Regions from separate parts of the Homo sapiens genome. Here region 1 is linked to region 2. A link is a loop called in an ENCODE intact Hi-C map of the cell type or tissue named here. Cell type or tissue: heart right ventricle. All regions are shown on one strand. Links, peaks and the distances in the headings refer to the core of each region. The heading gives the core; the rest is flanking DNA. Region 1 holds the start of QARS1 (glutaminyl-tRNA synthetase 1). Region 2 has its middle 19 kb from the start of NICN1.

What was found. Peaks named below come from ENCODE experiments on the same cell type or tissue, not always from the same donor. Only the 100,000 strongest peaks of a DNase experiment are listed, where the experiment ranks them.
Region 1: it touches region 2 in a loop (2.3-fold over the local background); 5 of 110 quality-filtered maps call a loop at or near these places.

The regions. Positions count from the first base shown.
Region 1 is chr3:49,100,565-49,108,845 of GRCh38, forward strand. QARS1 (glutaminyl-tRNA synthetase 1) reads right to left here and starts at 4,193. Exons shown (of 24, transcript NM_005051.3): 1 at 4,053-4,193; 2 at 3,760-3,907; 3 at 3,299-3,408; 4 at 3,067-3,142; 5 at 2,781-2,845; 6 at 1,855-1,908; 7 at 1,641-1,701; 8 at 1,264-1,335; 9 at 1,056-1,141; 10 at 791-877; 11 at 11-110. The coding sequence starts at 4,169. USP19 (ubiquitin specific peptidase 19) reads right to left here. Exons shown (of 27, transcript NM_001199161.2): 27 at 7,486-7,964. The coding sequence ends at 7,848. RefSeq lists enhancers at 1-290, 2,765-3,415, 3,965-4,154, 4,365-4,524, 4,718-5,367. In heart right ventricle, for the core only: no CTCF peak of the experiment used is centred there; a DNase peak (open chromatin) is centred at 4,297; H3K4me3 peaks cover 2,415 bases; H3K27ac peaks cover 2,486 bases.
Region 2 is chr3:49,444,079-49,452,401 of GRCh38, forward strand. No RefSeq gene overlaps it. Among named protein-coding and RNA genes, the nearest start is that of NICN1, 19 kb to the left of the region's middle. RefSeq lists enhancers at 70-419, 4,907-5,046. In heart right ventricle, for the core only: CTCF peaks have their summits at 5,223 (motif pointing left) and 5,426; a DNase peak (open chromatin) is centred at 5,183; H3K4me3 peaks cover 542 bases; H3K27ac peaks cover 1,193 bases.

The sequences.
Region 1 (8,281 bases), core at 1-8,000, 340 kb before region 2:
TAGTCCATACCTAGCCAGGCTACCATGTCACAGATGGCCGTGAAGAACTTTGCTTCCTCCTTCTCAGGGTTGGTGTCATCAAAACGCAGAAAACAGATGCCATTGTTGGCCTAGGAAAGTTGCACCATCTGTGAACTCCCACATCATCCATCAGCCCCACAATCCTGTTTATCAAACTAGGATATTCACAGAGCACTCTCATGTCAGAATTTTCTTTTTTTTTGAGATGGAGTCTTGATTATCTTGCACCATCTTGGCTCACTGCAGCCTCCACCTCCTGGGTTTCTCCTGCCTCAGCTTCCCAGTAGCTGAAACTACAAGCGTGTGCCACCATGGCCAGCTAACTTTTGTATTTTTAGTAGAGATGGGGTTTCACCATGTTGGCCAGATTGGTTTCGAACTCCTGACCTCAAGTGATCCACCCACTTTAGCCTCCCGAAGTGTTGAGATTACAGGCGTGAGCCACCCAACCCGGACTCATGTCAGAATTAAAAATGTCTTCAAGAGCTTCTCTCACCTTCCTGTATCTAACCTAGCATCTTTCTAAGCCTAGGGACTGCACTGGCAACTCCCCCAAATTTGAACTCACTGACTCCTCAGAGGGAGGGAGCTATTTATTCCAATAAGCTCAATAGATTCCTAGGTATCTGTCACACATGTGGTTCCTTTCCATGGCCTCTGCCCACCTGGGTACATTATTGGGAGCAGACAGCAAGGCAGGGATATGGTATCCACTCATGGGAACAGCAAGTGGTCATCTTGCTTGCCAGGTCCCTAGACACATGCTTACCTTGGCATAGCCAAAGTTGAAATTGATGGCTTTGGCATGTCCAATATGCAGGATTCCATTGGGTTCTGGCGGGAACCGGGTACGTACCTAAAATAAGGGGGATGGGAAAAGAGAAATAAAGTCTGAGCTCAGATGACCTTAAAGAAACAGATGTTCCCTCCCAGGAAGGCCATGGTGATGGGTGAGATGGGGCAGTATGGACGCAGCCCAGGCACTCAGGCAGGTGTTTGATGGCACAAGCTCACATGGCCACATCCCCACACACCTGCCCACCAGTAATCTCCAGGTGCTGCTTTAGTAGATTCATGGTGTGTGGAGTGACCACATAGCCTGGGGTCTTGTAGTTCTCACCTGCCAGGACCAGAATAAGCCTAAGGACCAGGCTGCAGCCAAAGCCTCTGACCCCAGGGGCCTGACTATAGGAGCTGCTGCCAAGATCCAGCCCTCCCCAGGGTTTTGACATGCCCACTAACCAGGCTTGTGGAACTTAAGGGCCTCCCCCCGGAGCTGCTCCATCAGAGACAGGGTCTGGTCAGCAGTCTCGCCTGTGGGGAACAAAACAAGGAAAACTTGTCCTCTAGATACATTTACCATATCCTACAGCCAGAACAGAACTGAGTAGACCCCTATTCCCTCAATTCCAGAGACAAGATATCTAGAGCCAGACATCTGAGGCCTCTCATGCCAGTCTCTGGGCAAAGGGAACAAAAGAAACACCAGGAATCCCAGTCTTGAGACAGAAGTCAGGGTACTGAGTAAGCCAAGGGCCTGAGGAGCCTGTAAGGACTCTTCTGAGGAGGTTCAGAAGTCAGGGAGCTGAATGCTGTGACAGGAGTCTCAAGCTTCTCACCATTCTCCACCACATCCTTTGCCGTCCTCCGGTCTGTTTCTTCTAGCCGAGCTTTTGCCACCTGAAAGAAGCCCCAGGTGCTTCAGAAAATGGCATCAAATTTTCTCTTGGATAGGGTCTTGGGATCCCTGTGGTCAGACACTTCCTTCCCCAGCCTGAAGTCTCACCATACCTCACCTCACCCTCAGGGACTCAGGGCCATGCCCATCCCTACCTTGAACTTCTTCTCCAGATCAGCCTCCAACTTGGGGCCCAGAAGGTGGAGGACCTGAGCAGAGACCAGAATCAGGCAGAGGCAGGAGTATCCTCTTTCAAGGAGCCCCTGACTGATCCTACCCACCAACCCAAGGCTTCCTGGCCTATCTACCAGCACTGACTGAAAAAACCTACCTAGCCCATCCCATCTCTTCTCATGTGGGTCTGCTAGCTTAAAATGCTCTTGCTCTTGTTGCCCAGACTGGAGTCTTGCTCATGTTGCCCAGGCTGGAATGCAATGGCACAGTCTCCGCTCACTGCAACCTCCGCCTCCTGGATTCAAGCGATTTTCCTACCTCAGCCCTTCTGAGTACCTGGGACTGCATGTGCCCGCCACCACACCCAGCTAATTTTTGTACTTTTTGTAGAGATGGGGTTTCACCATGTTGGCCAGGCTGTTCTCAAACTCCTGACCTCAGGTGATCTGCCCACCTCAGCCTCCCAATAGTGTTGGGATTACAGGTGTGAGCCACCATGCCCAGCCCCCTCCCACCTTTTTTTATTGTTGTTGATTTTGAGACAGGGTCTCATTCTGTACTCCAGGATGGAGTGCAGTGGTGCAATCAGAGCTTACTGCAGCCTTGATCTCTTAGATTCAAGCAATCTTCCCACCACAGCCCCACAAATTGCTGGGACTACAGGTATACACCACCATGTCTGGCTAATTTTTAAATTTTCTGTAGAGAGGAGTTCTCAATATGTTGCTCAGGCTGGTCTTGAACTCCTGGGCTCAAGTAATCCTCCTGCCTCAGCCTCCCAAAGTGCTGGGATCAGAAGCGTGAGCCACCATGCCCAGCCCTCTTCCTGCCTTTTATCCCTTAGTGGATTCCAGGCTCTGTTCATGCCAGAGTCTTTGCCAGCTTCAGCTTAGTGAAGCACGCTCACCTGCATGTCCACTTCATTCTTGATCATTTTGCCATCTGCCCACTTCAGCACAGCCCGAGCCTCTCCTAGAAGCATAGGCACAAGGAGCTGCAGAAAGGCAAAAAAGAGTACTCCCCCCACCTCTTTCCCAAGGAAAGGTCCTGGCTGACCACCAGAACCAGAGCCTGAGCCCAGCCAGACCACTTTAAGTCACTCCTGTTCCTTCCCCCACCTCCTTCTCACTCGTGCCCAGAAGAAAAGGCATGACCAGAGAGAACAATATAGCCCCGTTCCAGGCCCTGCTCACCCATCAGCAGCCCCATGTTGAAATGGTAACGTTCCACCAGGAGCTGGGGCCGGTGCCTGTTAATAGCAGCCTCCACCTGCAGAAAGCCAAACCATGTGGTTCAGGAAAGCCACCTTTAGAGATATTCTGGGAACCCACACCCTCACTCTGGGTCTTCCTGAGGAGGGAAACTGAGCCACTCCTTTCCATGGCCAGGACTGGGGAGGCAGACGATGCCTGGGGAAAGACTCACAGCCTCCTCAATCTGCTCTGGGGTCACAATGACACCCACGCCACATTCCCGCTCGAAGTCCACAGTGTCGATGGGGTCCAAGGGGTGACTCCGCACATACTCAAGGGCAGCTGAGAAGAAAGAGCCCGTGAGTTTGTGGCATCTCTGCTCCAAGAAGTGGACAGACAGGGTCCTAATCTCATGAAACTCCAAGGATAGTCTGGCCTCCTGAAAAGTTAAGCCCTGGCACCACCACCCTAGAGAACACAGGGAAGAAAGAAGCACGTGTCGAGAGTGGATCCCCCCTCAGACCCTGACAGTTCCCGTGTCAGTCTCACCATAGGCCACCCCTTCCATGCCTCAGTGCCTGTGCAGAACTAGGTGTCTAGAAAGAAACTGGAGGACTTGGCAAAAAGGGAAGACAGGGGTCTTGGCTGAAGGGAGGCATTGGTGCGAACTGGCAGGACAGGTAGGGGTCTCACCGCTTAGCTGGGGCTCAGTGTGGATCTTCTTACTGGCTATGTAGCTTACAAGGAAGGAGAGACGCCGGGTATCCCTGAGTCGGGAGGCCAAGCCATATAACAGGATCCCGGTAGCTTTGTCAATGGTGGAACCCAGGGTCTGCTGAGCCTGAGGTCAGAGGGGTCAAGAGAGAAGCCCCGCGCTCAGTGAGAGGAAAGGGCGGGACAAACGGGGCAGGTCGGGATCTGGACCCCGCCCCGCGCTGCGTTGCAGCATGGTCTGCAAACCAGGCCGGGGGCAGAGGGGCTCGCACCTGAGTAGCGGCCTCGCGCAGCTGCGCGCTCAGAGCCGAGTTCTTGAGCGTCTCGCGGGCCTTCTGCTCGCTCAGGCCGAGGCTAGTGAAGAGCGACAGGGAGTCTAGAGCCGCCATTGCAGAGACACCGGAAACTAAAAGAAACTTAGGCCCCAGTCTGCAGGTCGGCATTCACTCGCTGACCAATGAGAGTGAAGCCTCCGGGGAGAGCCAATGGGGTCCTTCCTTGGCGGGAGGGGGCGGGGCGCTCCAAGGTCGTCTATCCCCTTTAAACAACACAGGGCGGACAAACCGGCCTTTCCGGGGGCTTTGCTTCCGCCTCCGTGGAACTGGGAACTTGAAGGGGTGTTGGCAGGCGGCAGGGCTTTTGGAGATATTTGCCACGGACCTGGAAGGAAGGTGTTCGTCCCTGAGGCAGGAGGAAGACACAGGCGTGGTTTTGCTCTGACTTTTCTACTTCAGCCCTGGTAACTCCATCTCAATATAGTAATTGTCCTCGGGGGCAAATGCGAGTCCCTGTCACGCTTTTGACGCCACAGCTTTGGAGTTGTCATGGAAACAGTTGAACAAATGAAGCCCAGGAAATCCCTCATCCAGACTCCATCGTAGAGAATGTGTGGAATGACCGATCCAGGGGCCCCATAAGTCCGCCGGTTTTCAGGTGCCCACTTGGACACAGCTGGCCAGGAAAGGGAAGGGACGGGTCTGGGCCAGGAGGGACCTCACATAAGTTCTATGATGATTTGGTTTAAAATCTTGGCCGGGCGCAGTGGCTCAGGCCTTTAATCCCAGCACTTTGGGAGGCCGAGGCGGGCGGATCACTTGAGGCCAGGAGTTCGAGATCAGCCTCGCCAACATGGTGAAACCCTGTCTCTACTAAAAATACAAAAATTAGCCGGGCGTGATGGCGCACGCCTGTAATCCCAGCTACTCAGGAGGCTGAGGCTGGAGAATCGCTTGAACCTGGGAGGCGGAAGTTGCAGTGAGCCGAGATTGTGCCACTGCACTCCAGCCTGGTCAACAGAGTAAGACTGTCTCAAAAAAAAAAAAAGAAAAGAAAAAAAAATCTCATCCCACACTTACCCTCTTGCCAAAGCATTATCAGGAAAACCACAAGCAAATTAGACCTTGAAATCCCTCTGCAGGCCTTTGAGAGGATATTTTATTGAGCTTGTGAGAGGGTGGGACAAATGAGATGGTTATAGCTTCATGATTATAGCTGTTGTGCTTGGGGATCTTTCCACAGTCTCACTGGACTTCCAGGACCTGCTGGCTGAAACAGAACAGAGACTTTGTGTGTGTGTGAGAAAAGGGACTAAGGTAGTAAGGGACTGAGGTAGGGGGTTGCAGAGAATGAGCAGCTGGTGGTGGGATGGTGGAAATCCCCACATTTGAGATTGGAGCTCTTGCAGGAATTGGTGATGCTCATACTTCTGGACCTTCAAGGAATAGGCAGGATCCTGACTAGTCTTTATCTATATTCTGTGTCTTTTGTGCCCACATCCCATTATTAATGACCAACCTCCAAGTCTGGGCCTACATCTGGATACCACCTAATGATCACATGCCAGGTGCAGACCAGGGCCACATGCTGTATCGCTATCCAGGTCCAATGCTGTCCTGGGGCTTCCCACATCTCCATGGCCCCGTGGCCCCAGCCAGATGCCTAGCCCTGCAGTGTACTGCATGAGAAAGGCCAGGTGCAGGAATTAAGCAGGGGATGCAGACCAGTGGTGCTAAGGACAGGTACCAAGAAGCAGAGCCATAGCCACACCAGCCGTGCACCAAATTTGAAGCTGCAAGTACCCAGCCCACCATAAAGGTGCCCATGGTGAGCAAAGCCATGCAGAGTGCCTGCCACTGCCACTATTTCCTCAGTACCTGATGCTGCCAATAGATTCACTGTAGCACCATCACCAAGTCCTACAGGTCTAGTGATGGCTCCCTCAATGAGATCAAGATCTGCACTCCCTTCCCTGGTTACTTCATGGTACACTGTGGACGCCATGGCTACAAGTCATAGAATGAGGCAGTAGCCCCACCAGTGTCACCAAGAATGCCACAAGTGGTAGCATACCAGTCGATATCCAGCTAGTGCCCTAGATGTCTACGACTTGCACAAAGCAGAAATGTTAAATTGTATGGGCCCAGTCTGGAGGTTAGCTTGCCTGCATAAGCCCCTGGCACTGCTTCCAGGAAAAGTCAAGACAAAGATGACCAAGTGGAAAAACCAGGCAGCAGCCAGCAAGGCCCAGTCGTGGAATGGACAGAGGTAGGGTCCAGCAACCTCCTGGGCTCAAACGATCCTCCCATCTCAGCCTCTGAAATATTTGGGACTACAAGTGCATACCATAAGAGCCAGCTAATTTTTATATTTTTGGTAAAGACAGGGTCTCACTATGTTGCCCAGGCTGGTCCTGAACTCCTAGGCTCAAGCTATCCTCCCACCTCGCCCCAAAGTGCTGGGATTACAGGCATAAGCCACCACACTTGGCCAGTTTCAGCAACTTTTTTTTTTTTTTTTTTTTTTGAGACGGAGTCTTGCTCTGTCGCCCAGGCTAGAGTGCAGTGGCGCGATCTCGGCTCCCTGCAACCTCCGCCTCCCAGGTTCAAGCGATTCTCCTGCCTCAGCCTCCCAAGTAGCTGGGATTACAGGTGCCCGCCACTGCACCTAATTTTTGTATTTTTAGTAGAGACGGGGTTTCACCATCTTGGCCAGGCTGGTCTCGAACTCCTGACCTCATGACCCACTCGCCTCGGCCTCTCAAAGTGCGGGGATTACAAGTGTGAGCCACCATGCCTGGCCAAAGAAGGAAGGCTTCAGGAACTCTTAAGGGAAGACTCTTCAGGCTGGCAGGCCCCAGCACCCTCCCTCCAATAGAAGTCAGACAAGATTCACTCTGGTCCTCTCTGCTTGTCCTCTTTTCAGGGCAGCAAGATCTGCCCCACAGCAGTTTTCCTCCTGCTCTGTTACCTGCAGGGATGCAGTTAGTGTTCAAGTTACAGCAAAGAAAAAGCTGAGGACAGGAGAGGAGGAGGAAGATCTCCCAGTACTTCTGTCCCCCAAGTCCTCCCTGACTTGTCAGCCCCAGGCTGCTCTGGTGAATGCACCTTTTACTCCACGCTGTCAGCTCCAGTGCTTCATATACTCCTCTGTCCCTTGGCTATATTGAGATCCTGACGATGCCTACCAAGCTGCCTCTTATGTAGGATCCAGAACCAGTGGGATGAAAGAGCAGCAGGTAGGCTCCAAAAAGCTGATAGCACTGGGGGCTTCATGACCCATAGGACATGAGCTGGGACCCCATCATCTCCCTTCAGACTAGGGCACTTTCAGGGTCTCTCATATATAAACACACATACACACACATACACACCGCAAATGATGGGGAGGGGAGGTGGCCCCAGCATGTGGTGGATCACAGTCACTAAGTCTACTTACTTATTATTTATTTTTAAAATATATTTAAACAGCAGCAGTCACTTCCAAAATGCAAAAAAAATTACAATTTTTAGAATAAAATTATAATGTTTATAATGCGGGTCAGAAGAATTGAAGGTACAACAGAATCAAATCACGCAGCACTGGAGGCGGCTGGAGAAGCCAAAGCCCACTGGTCAGGGGTCCAAGCTGACAAGAAGTCCCAACCTGAGAGGTCTCCACACCCAAATCATACCCCTCAGCTTCCCATTGACAGAGCCAGTGTCCTCTGGGTTAGAGAAGGAGAAGCGGCAAGGAGCTGGCCCTCTGTGTGGGTGTCCCAAACCCAGTCCCCCCCATCAGCCAGGGACCTGCTAATCCACCTCCTCCATGTTGCTGTAGGTGGGGGCTGGCCGATCCACAGGGGGGGCGAAGCGTTCAGGGGCTGTCCGCGTGGGGGCCACCTCGGGGGCCTGGCCAGGGCCTAGTCCCTGCAACAGAATACGAGGACAGGGGTTGGGGGCTGCCCAGCATGCCGCCTGGCATCCCGGGGGTGCTGGCTTGGAGCCCTGGCACCCAAGGGAGGGTCCCAAGGCAGGCGCAGACAGCAGCGGCGTTGAGACAGAGAGACGAGATTGGGCCTGAATAGTCTGGTTTTATTAACACTTTTAAGTACAGGAAGTAGCTTGGGCAGGGCCAAGCCTGAGGCCAAGGGTCAGAGCAGCAGGATGAATGGACAGACAGCCAGATGGATACACACCCTAGGATACTCTGCCCCTGCAGGGGCCACAACCTCCCCACCCTCTCC
Region 2 (8,323 bases), core at 321-8,320:
GTTCAGGCTGGTCTCAAACTCCTGGCCTCAAGGGATCCTCCTGCCTCTGTCTCCCAAAGCACTGGAATTACAGGCATGAGTCACTGTGCCTGACCCAAAATAACCTTAAGCAACTGCCCCCAGGCATGGGCTTGAGGGAGGGAGCATGACTGAAGTTTCATACCGGAAGTCTCTCTGTGCCTGCACACCACACATAATTCAGACTGCTCTGAGCTATTTTTTCTTACAATTTTTTTCTTTTTTTTCTTTTTTTCTTTGAGACAGAGTCTCGCTCTGTTCCCCAGGCTGGAGTGCAGTGGCATGATCTCGGCTCACTATAACCTCCACCTCCTGGGATCAAGCACTTCTCCTGCCTCAGCCTCCCAAGTAGCTGGGATCACAGGCGCCCACCACCACGCCTGGCTAATTTTTAGTATTTTTAGTAGAGACGGGGTTTCCCCATGTTGTCCAGGCTGGTCTCGAACTCCTGACCTCATGTGATCTGCCCGCCTCAGCCTCTCAAAGTGCTAGGATTTTGAAAGTGCCAGGCGTGAGCCACTGGGCCTGGCCATTTCTTATAATTTCTTTGTGTTCATTTATTTATTTATTGTCTTTTTTTTTTTTTTGGTGGAGAATGGGGTCTCGCTATATTGCCCAGGCAGGTCTGGAACTCCTGGGCTCAAGCTATTCTCCTGCCTCTGCCTACCTAAGAGCTGGGGTTACAGGTGTGAGCCACCACGCCCGGCCATTCATTCATTCATTCATTCTTTCTTTGAGACAAGGTCTGGCTCTGTTGCCCAGGCTGGAGTGCAGTGGCCTATCTCAGCCATCCTCCCACTTCAGCCTCCTGAATAGCTGGGACTACAAGCATAGGCCACCCTACCCAGCTAGTTTTTGTATTTTTTGTAGAGACTGGGTTTCATGGTGTTGCCAAGGCTGGTCTCGAAACCCTGAGCTCAAGCAATCTGCCCACCTCAACTTCCCAAAGTGTCCTTATATTTAAAGTAAGACTCTTGGGGGCAGCATATAGCTGGATCTTGTCTCTTTTAATCCATCTTCCAATCTTGTCAAAAACAAAATCACAACAAATTTAGTTTAAGGATCGCTTTTTTTTTTTTTTTGAGATGGAATTTTGCTCTTGTTGCCCAGATTGGAGTGGAATGGCGCAGTCTCAGGTCACTGCAACCTCTACCTCCCAGGTTCAAATGATTCTCCTGCCACAGCCTCCTGAGTAGCTGGGATTACAGGCACCCGCCACCACACCTGGCTAATTTTTGTATTTTTAGTAGAATCAGGGTTTCACCATGTTGGCCAGGCTGGTCTTGAACTCCTGACTTCAGGTGACCCACCTGTCTTGGACTCCCAAAGTGTTGGGATTACAGGCGTGAGCCACTGTGCCCAGCAAGGATCTCCTTTTTTTTCCTTTTTTCTTTTCTTTCTTTTTTTTTTTTTTTTCTGAGATAGAATCTCTGTCGCTCAGGCTGGAATGCAGTGGAGTGGCTCACTGAAGCCTTGAACTCCTGGGCTCAGGTGACTCTCCCATCTCAGCTTTCTGAGTAGCTGAGACTACAGGTGCACGCCACAGTGCCCAGCTAGTTTAAGGATCTTAACTGGCTTTTATCTATGATTCCACAATCAGGCAACACTTCATTCTATAAAATAGAATGAGGCTGGGCGTGGTGGCTCACGCCTGTAATCCCAACACTTTGGGAGGCTGAGGCAGGTGGATCTCTTGAGGCCAGGGGTTCAAGACCAGCCTGGCCAACATGGTGAAACCCCGTCTCTACTAAAAAATGCAAAAATTAGCCAGGTGTGGTGGCACATGCCTGTAATCCTAGCTACTCCAGAGGCTGAGGCACAAGAATCTCTTAAACCCGGAAGGTGGAGGTTGCAATAAGCTGAGATTGCGCCACTGCACTCCAGCTTGGGCAACAGAGTGAGGCTCTGTTTCAAAAAAATAAAATAAAATAAAATACAGTGAGTGTTCTGATGAACTGAGCAGAGCAGTTTGGCTGCGTAGGCAGAAAAGGGTTGAGGAAAGCAGAAACAGTGAACAAAAGGGGATTGGTTCTTTCAAAAGTATGTTCTTTGTAGAGGTTAAAGCAGAGGGAATTTCTCTATCATGTTGTCTAAAATTGACTTGTTTGGAGATTTGGCTATTATCTCTCTCTCTCCTGATTTCTTTTCTTTTTCTTTCTTTCTTTTTTTTTTTTGAGATGGAGTTTTGCTCTTGTTGCCCAGGCTGGAGTGCAATGGCATGATCTTCACTCACTGCAACCTCTGCCTCCTGGGTTCAAGCAATTCTCCTGCCTCAGCCTCCCAAGTAGCTGGGATTACAGGTATGCGCCACCACGCCGGGCTGATTTTGTATTTTTAGTAGAGATGGAGTTTCTTCATGTTGGTCAGGCTGGTCTTGAACTTCTGACCTCTAGTGATCCGCCTGCCTCGCCCTCACAAAGTCCTGGGATTACAGGCATGAGCCACTGCACTCGGCCTCTCTCTCCTAATTTCTTGGAAGATTAGATAAATAATTTAGTTGCAGCTTCGTGGAATGGCACTTCAGCACAAGTAACTCAATTTTGGTTTGGTCTTTTGGGCCTAGTACAGGAGTTCTACCCAAACCAATGGCCTGCTATAAATATGATTTAATACTCAGGTGACCCACCCGGCCTATTGTTTATAGGCAAATAGTAGCCGGGTGCTGTGGCTCACACCTGTAATCCCAAAACTTTGGGAGGCCAGGGCAGGCGGGTCACCAGAGGTCAGGAGTTAGAGAACAGCCTGGGCAACATGGCAAAACCCCATCTCCACAAACATTGCAAAAAAAAAGAAAAATTAGCTGGGTGTGGTTGCACACACCTGTAGTCCCAGCTACTCAGGGGGTTGAGGCAGGAGGATCACTTGAGCCCAGAAGGTCAAGGCTGTAGTGACATATGATCTCAGCATTGCAGTCCAGCCTGGGTGACAGAGTGAGACCCTGTCTCAATAAAAAGAAAACAAACAAAAAGAAATAGTTTAAAGTTTTCTCAGTTTTAATTTCTAATATCATAAACATAGATAGATATAACTCATAGTTAAAGTCTCCCTTAGGCTGGGCGAGGTGACTCACAACTGTAATCCAAGCACTTTGGGAGGCCCAATCAGGAGGATCACTTGCACCCAGAAGTTTAAGACCAGCCTTGGCAACAGAGGGAAACCTCATCTCTACCAAAAAAAAAAAAAAAAAAAAAAAAATTGGTGGGCATGGTGGTACACGCCTGTAGTCCCAGCTACTCGGGAGACCGAGGCACAAGAGGATTGCTTGAGCTGGAGAGTTTTAGCCTGCAGTGAGCCATGATTATATTACTGCACTCTAGCCTGGGCAACAGAGCAAGACCCTATCTCAAAATAACTAAATAAATAAAAAGTCTCGGCTGGGCAAGGTGGCCCATGCCTGTAATCCCAGCACTTTGGAAGGCCAAGGCAGGTGGATCACTTGAGGCCGGGAGTTCAAGACCAGACTGGCCAACATAGAGAAACCCTGTCTCTACTAAAAATACAAAAAATTAGCCAGGCGTGGTGGCGGGCGCCTGTAGTCCCAGTTACTAGGGAGGCTGAGGCAGGAGAATGGCATGAACCCGGGAGGTGGAACTTGCAGTGAGCCGAGATTGCACCACTGCACTCCATCCAGCCTGGGCGACAGAGCGAGACTCCATCTCAAAAAAAAAAAATTATCTGGGTGTGGTAGCATCTGCCTGTAAATCCCAGCTACTCGGGAAGGCTGAGACATGAGAATCGATTGAACCTGGGAGGTGGAGGCTGCAGTGTGCCATGATCATGCCACTAAACTCTAACCTGGGCGACATAGTGAGGCCAGACACGGTGGCTCACGCCTGTAATCCCAGCACTTTGGGAGGCCAAGGCAGGTGGATCATCTGAGGTCAGGAGATCAAGACCAGCCTGACCAACATGGTGAAACCCCGTCTCTACTAAAAATACAAAAATTAGCTGGGTGTGGTGGTGGGCACCTGTAATTCCAGCTACTTGGGAGGCTGAGGCAGGAAAATCACTTGAACCCAGGAGGTGGAGTTTGCAATGAGCCAAAAATCATGCCATTGCACTCCAGCCTGGGTAGCAGAGCAAGACTCCGTCTCAAAAAAAAAAAAAAAGAAAAAAAGAAAGAAAGAAATAGGTTAAATTTATTTTAATAGGATATTTCACTTGTATATAAAAGATGATCATTTCAACATAAAAATTAATGTTTAAAATATTAGTTTAGGTCATTTTTTCCATACGAAATATTTGACATTGGTGTATATTTTACACTTACAGCACATCTCAATTTGAACTAGCCACATTTCTTTTATTTTTATTTTTATTTTTTTTAGATGGAGTTTCGCTCTGTCGCCCAGGCTGGAGTGCAGTGGCACGATCTCGGCTCACTGCAACCTCCGCCTTCCTGGTTCAAGCGATTTTCCGGCTTAGCCTCCCAAGTAGCTGGGACTATAGGGGCACCCACGCCCGGCTAATTTTTTGTATTTAAGTAGAGACGGGGTTTCACCGTGTTGCCCAGGCTGGTCGCGAACTCCTGAGCTCAGGCAATCCGCCCGCCTTGGCCTCCCAAAGTGCTGGGATTACAGGCGTGAGCCACAGCGCCTGGCCCTTTTTTTTTTTTGAGATGGAGTCTCGCTCTGTCGCCCAGGCTGGAGTGCAGTGGCGCGATCTCGGCTCACTGCAACCTCCGCCTCCCAGGTTCAAGCGATTCTCCTGCCTCGGCCTCCTGAGTAGCTGGGATTACAGGCACCCGCCACCACGCCCGGCTAATTTTTGTATTTTTAGTAGAGACGGGGTTTTACCATGTTGGTCAGGCTGGTCTCGAACTCCTGACCTCGTTCGTATTCTGCCCACCTCGGCCTCCCAAAGTGCTGGGATTACAGGCATGAGCCACCGCGTCCCGCGGACTAGCCACATTTCAAGTGCTCAGTAGCCATGTGTAAACTGGTGACTATCATATTTGACAACACATCTCTAAAATGCACCCCTTGTAAAAGTAGGACTTTGTCTTGTTCATGGCCAAATTCTCAGTGTCTAGAATAGGCCTTGGCACATAGGTGTTTAGTTGGTGTTTAATTAGTGAATGATGACCTTCCGTTTCCTTGGCACCATTTCCTGCGACCAGTCCCTATCTCAGGTCTCCGAGAACAGTCTCTAACCTGGCAACCCTCAGATATAATAAGGACAGTTAGCGCCATCTGCTGGAAGATGGAGCATCACCTGCCTCTGAGAATCAAGCTCATCTATCCAAGGCTGATGGGGCCTGGAATGATATTCCTTACCTTAACCTCGGATCCCCAACTTTCCAAAGGTTTTTCTCTGCTCTTATGTCCTAGCATTACCAAGACAATGAAAAATAACAACACTGTGCCAGGCTCCCTTTTGTATGGTCCACACCTGAATTCTGGAAATGGCTGGCTGAAAGAGTATTTTGCAAGCCCATTCATTCTCTGCCCAGCCCTTTTTTTTTCTTCCTTCCTTCCCTTCTTCTTTCTTTCTTTTCCTCCCTCCCTCCTTCCCTCCTTCCTTCCTTCCCTCCCTCCTTCCTTCCTTCTCTCTCTTTCTTTCCAGAGACCCATAAAGACTGCCCACAGCCTTCAAGGTAAGAACTCCTGCCCTCAGAGGATGTATGCATAAACTTGTAGTAAATGGGTCAGGCGTGGCAGCTCACATTTGTAATCCCAGGACTTTGGGAGCCCGAGGCAGGCGGACCACAAGGTCAGGAGTTTGAGACCAGCCTGGCCAACATGGTGAAACCCCGTCTCGCTCTTTTTTTTTTTTTGAGACGGAGTCTTGCTTTGTTGCCAGGCTGCAGCACAGTGATGTGATCTCGGCTCACTGCAACCTTCACCTCCTGGGTTCAAGCGATTCTCTTGCCTCAGCCTCCCGAGTAGCTGGGAATACAGTTGCATGCCACCACGCTCAGCTAATTTTTGTATTTTTAGTAGAGAAGAGGTTTCACCATGTTGGCCAGGATGGTCTCGATCTCCTGACCTCATGATCCGCCCGCCTCGGCCTCCCAAAGTGCTGGGATTACAGGCGTGAGCCACCATGCCCAGCCAGGGGAAACCCTGTCTCTACTAAAAATACAAAAAATAGCCGGGCGTGGTGGTATGCGTCTGTAATCCCAGCTTCTCGGGAGGCTGAGGCAGGAGAATCCCTTGAACCTGGGAGGGGGAGGTTGCAGTGAGCTGAGATCGAGCCATTGCACTTCAGCCTGGGCGACGAGAGCGAGACTCCGTCTCAAAAAAAAAAAAAAAAAGAAAGAAAAGAAACTGAGTGGAAAGGTAAGAAAACTGAATGGAAAAATAGGAAGATTGAATAACTTGCTCAAAGCCACACAGCTGATGAGTGGTCATAGAATCCTTCTGCCAAATTGTATATAGATCTAGTTTCAGCTTTATGATTTTTTTTATTTAACAAATATTTTGCTGGGTACAGTGGCTCATGCCTGTAATCCCAGCACTTTGGGAGGGTGAGGCAGGAGGATTGCTTGATCCCAGGAGTTTGAGGCCAGGCTGGGCAACATAGTGAGACCCTGTCTCTAAAAAAAATAAATAAATATAGGCCTGGCACGGTGGCTCACACCTGTAATCCCAATGCTTTGTGAGGCCAAGGCGGGTGGATCACCTGAGGCCAGGAGTTTGAGACCAGCCTAGCCAACATTGTGAAACCCCGTCTCTCCTAAAAATACAAAAGTTAGCAAGGCATGATGACCTGTAGTCCCAGCTACTCGGGAGGCTGAGGCAGGAGAATCGCTTGAACCCAGGAGGCAGAGGCTGCCGTGAGCCAAGATCGCGCCACAGCACTCAAACCTGGGCACCACAGAGCAAGACTCTGTCTCAAAAGAAAAAACAAACGAATATATATATATATAAAATAAAAAACTATTATTTACTGAACACTTTTCTCACAGAAACATACAGCAAAGGTTCTCCTCTCATAGAGCTTTTGTTTGTTTGTTTGTTTTTTGAGACGGAGTCTCGCTCTGTCTCCCAGGCTGGAGTGCAGTGTAAACCCAGCACCACTACGGGAGGCAGAGGTGGGTGGATCACTTGAGGTCAGGAGTTCGAGACCAGCCTGGCCAACATGATGAAATCTCATCTCTACTAAAAACACACACACAAAATTAGTTGGGCGTTGTGGCAGGCGCCCGTAATCCCAGCTACTCAGGAGGCCGAGGCAGGAGAATTGTTTGAACCCGGGAGGCAGAGTTTGTAGTGAGCTGAAATTGCGCCATTGCACTCCAGCCTGGGCCACAGAGCAAGACTATGTCTCAAAAAAATAAAATAAAATAAAATAAAATAGGCCGGGCGCAGTGGCTCACGCCTGTAATCCAAGCACTTTGGGAGGCCGAGGTGGGCAGATCACCTGAGGTTAGGAGTTCGAGACCAGACTCAGCATGGAGAAACCCCATCTCTACTAAAAATACGAAATTAGCTAGGCATGGTGGTGCATGCTTGTAATCCCAGCTACTCGGGAGGCTGAGGCAGGAGAATTGCTTGAACCTGGGAGGCAGAGGTTGCGGTGAGCTGAGATTGCGCCATGGCACTCCAGCCTGGGCAACAAAAGCGAAACTCTGTCTCAAAAAATAATAATAATAATAAAATAAAATAGTTCTTTGCGAGGCTGAGGTGGGAAGATTGCTTGAGCACAGGAGTTCAAGACTGCAGTGGGCCGTGATCGCCCCACTGTACTCCAGCCTGGGCCACCAAACAAGATCTGTCCAAAAAAACAAAACAAAACAAAAAGCCAGGCATGGTGGCTCATGCCTGTAATCACAACACATTGGGAGGCCAAGGTGGGTGGATCACCTGAGGTCAGGAGTTCAAGACCAGTCTGGCCATCATAGGGAAACCCTGTCTCTACTAAAAATACAAAAAATTGGCCAGGCGTAGTGGCTCATGCCTGTAATCCCAGCACTTTGGGAGGCCGAGGCGGGAGAATCACCTGAGGTTGTGAATTCGAGACCAGCTTGGCCAACATGGTGAAACCCCATCTCTATTAAAAATACAAAAATTGGCCGGGCGCGGTGGCTCACGCCTGTAATCCCAGCACTTTGGGAGGCCGAGGCGGGTAGATCACGAGGTCAGGAGATCGAGACCATCGTGGCTAACACAGCGAAACCCTGTCTCTACTAAAAATACAAAAAAATTAGCCGGGCGTGGTGTCGGGCGCCTGTAGTCCCAGCTACTCGGGAGACTGAGGCAGGACAATGGCGTGAACCTGGAAGGCGGAGCTTGCAGTGAGCCGAGCTTGCACCACTGCACCTCCAGCCTGGGTGACAGAACGAGACTCCATCTCAAAAAAA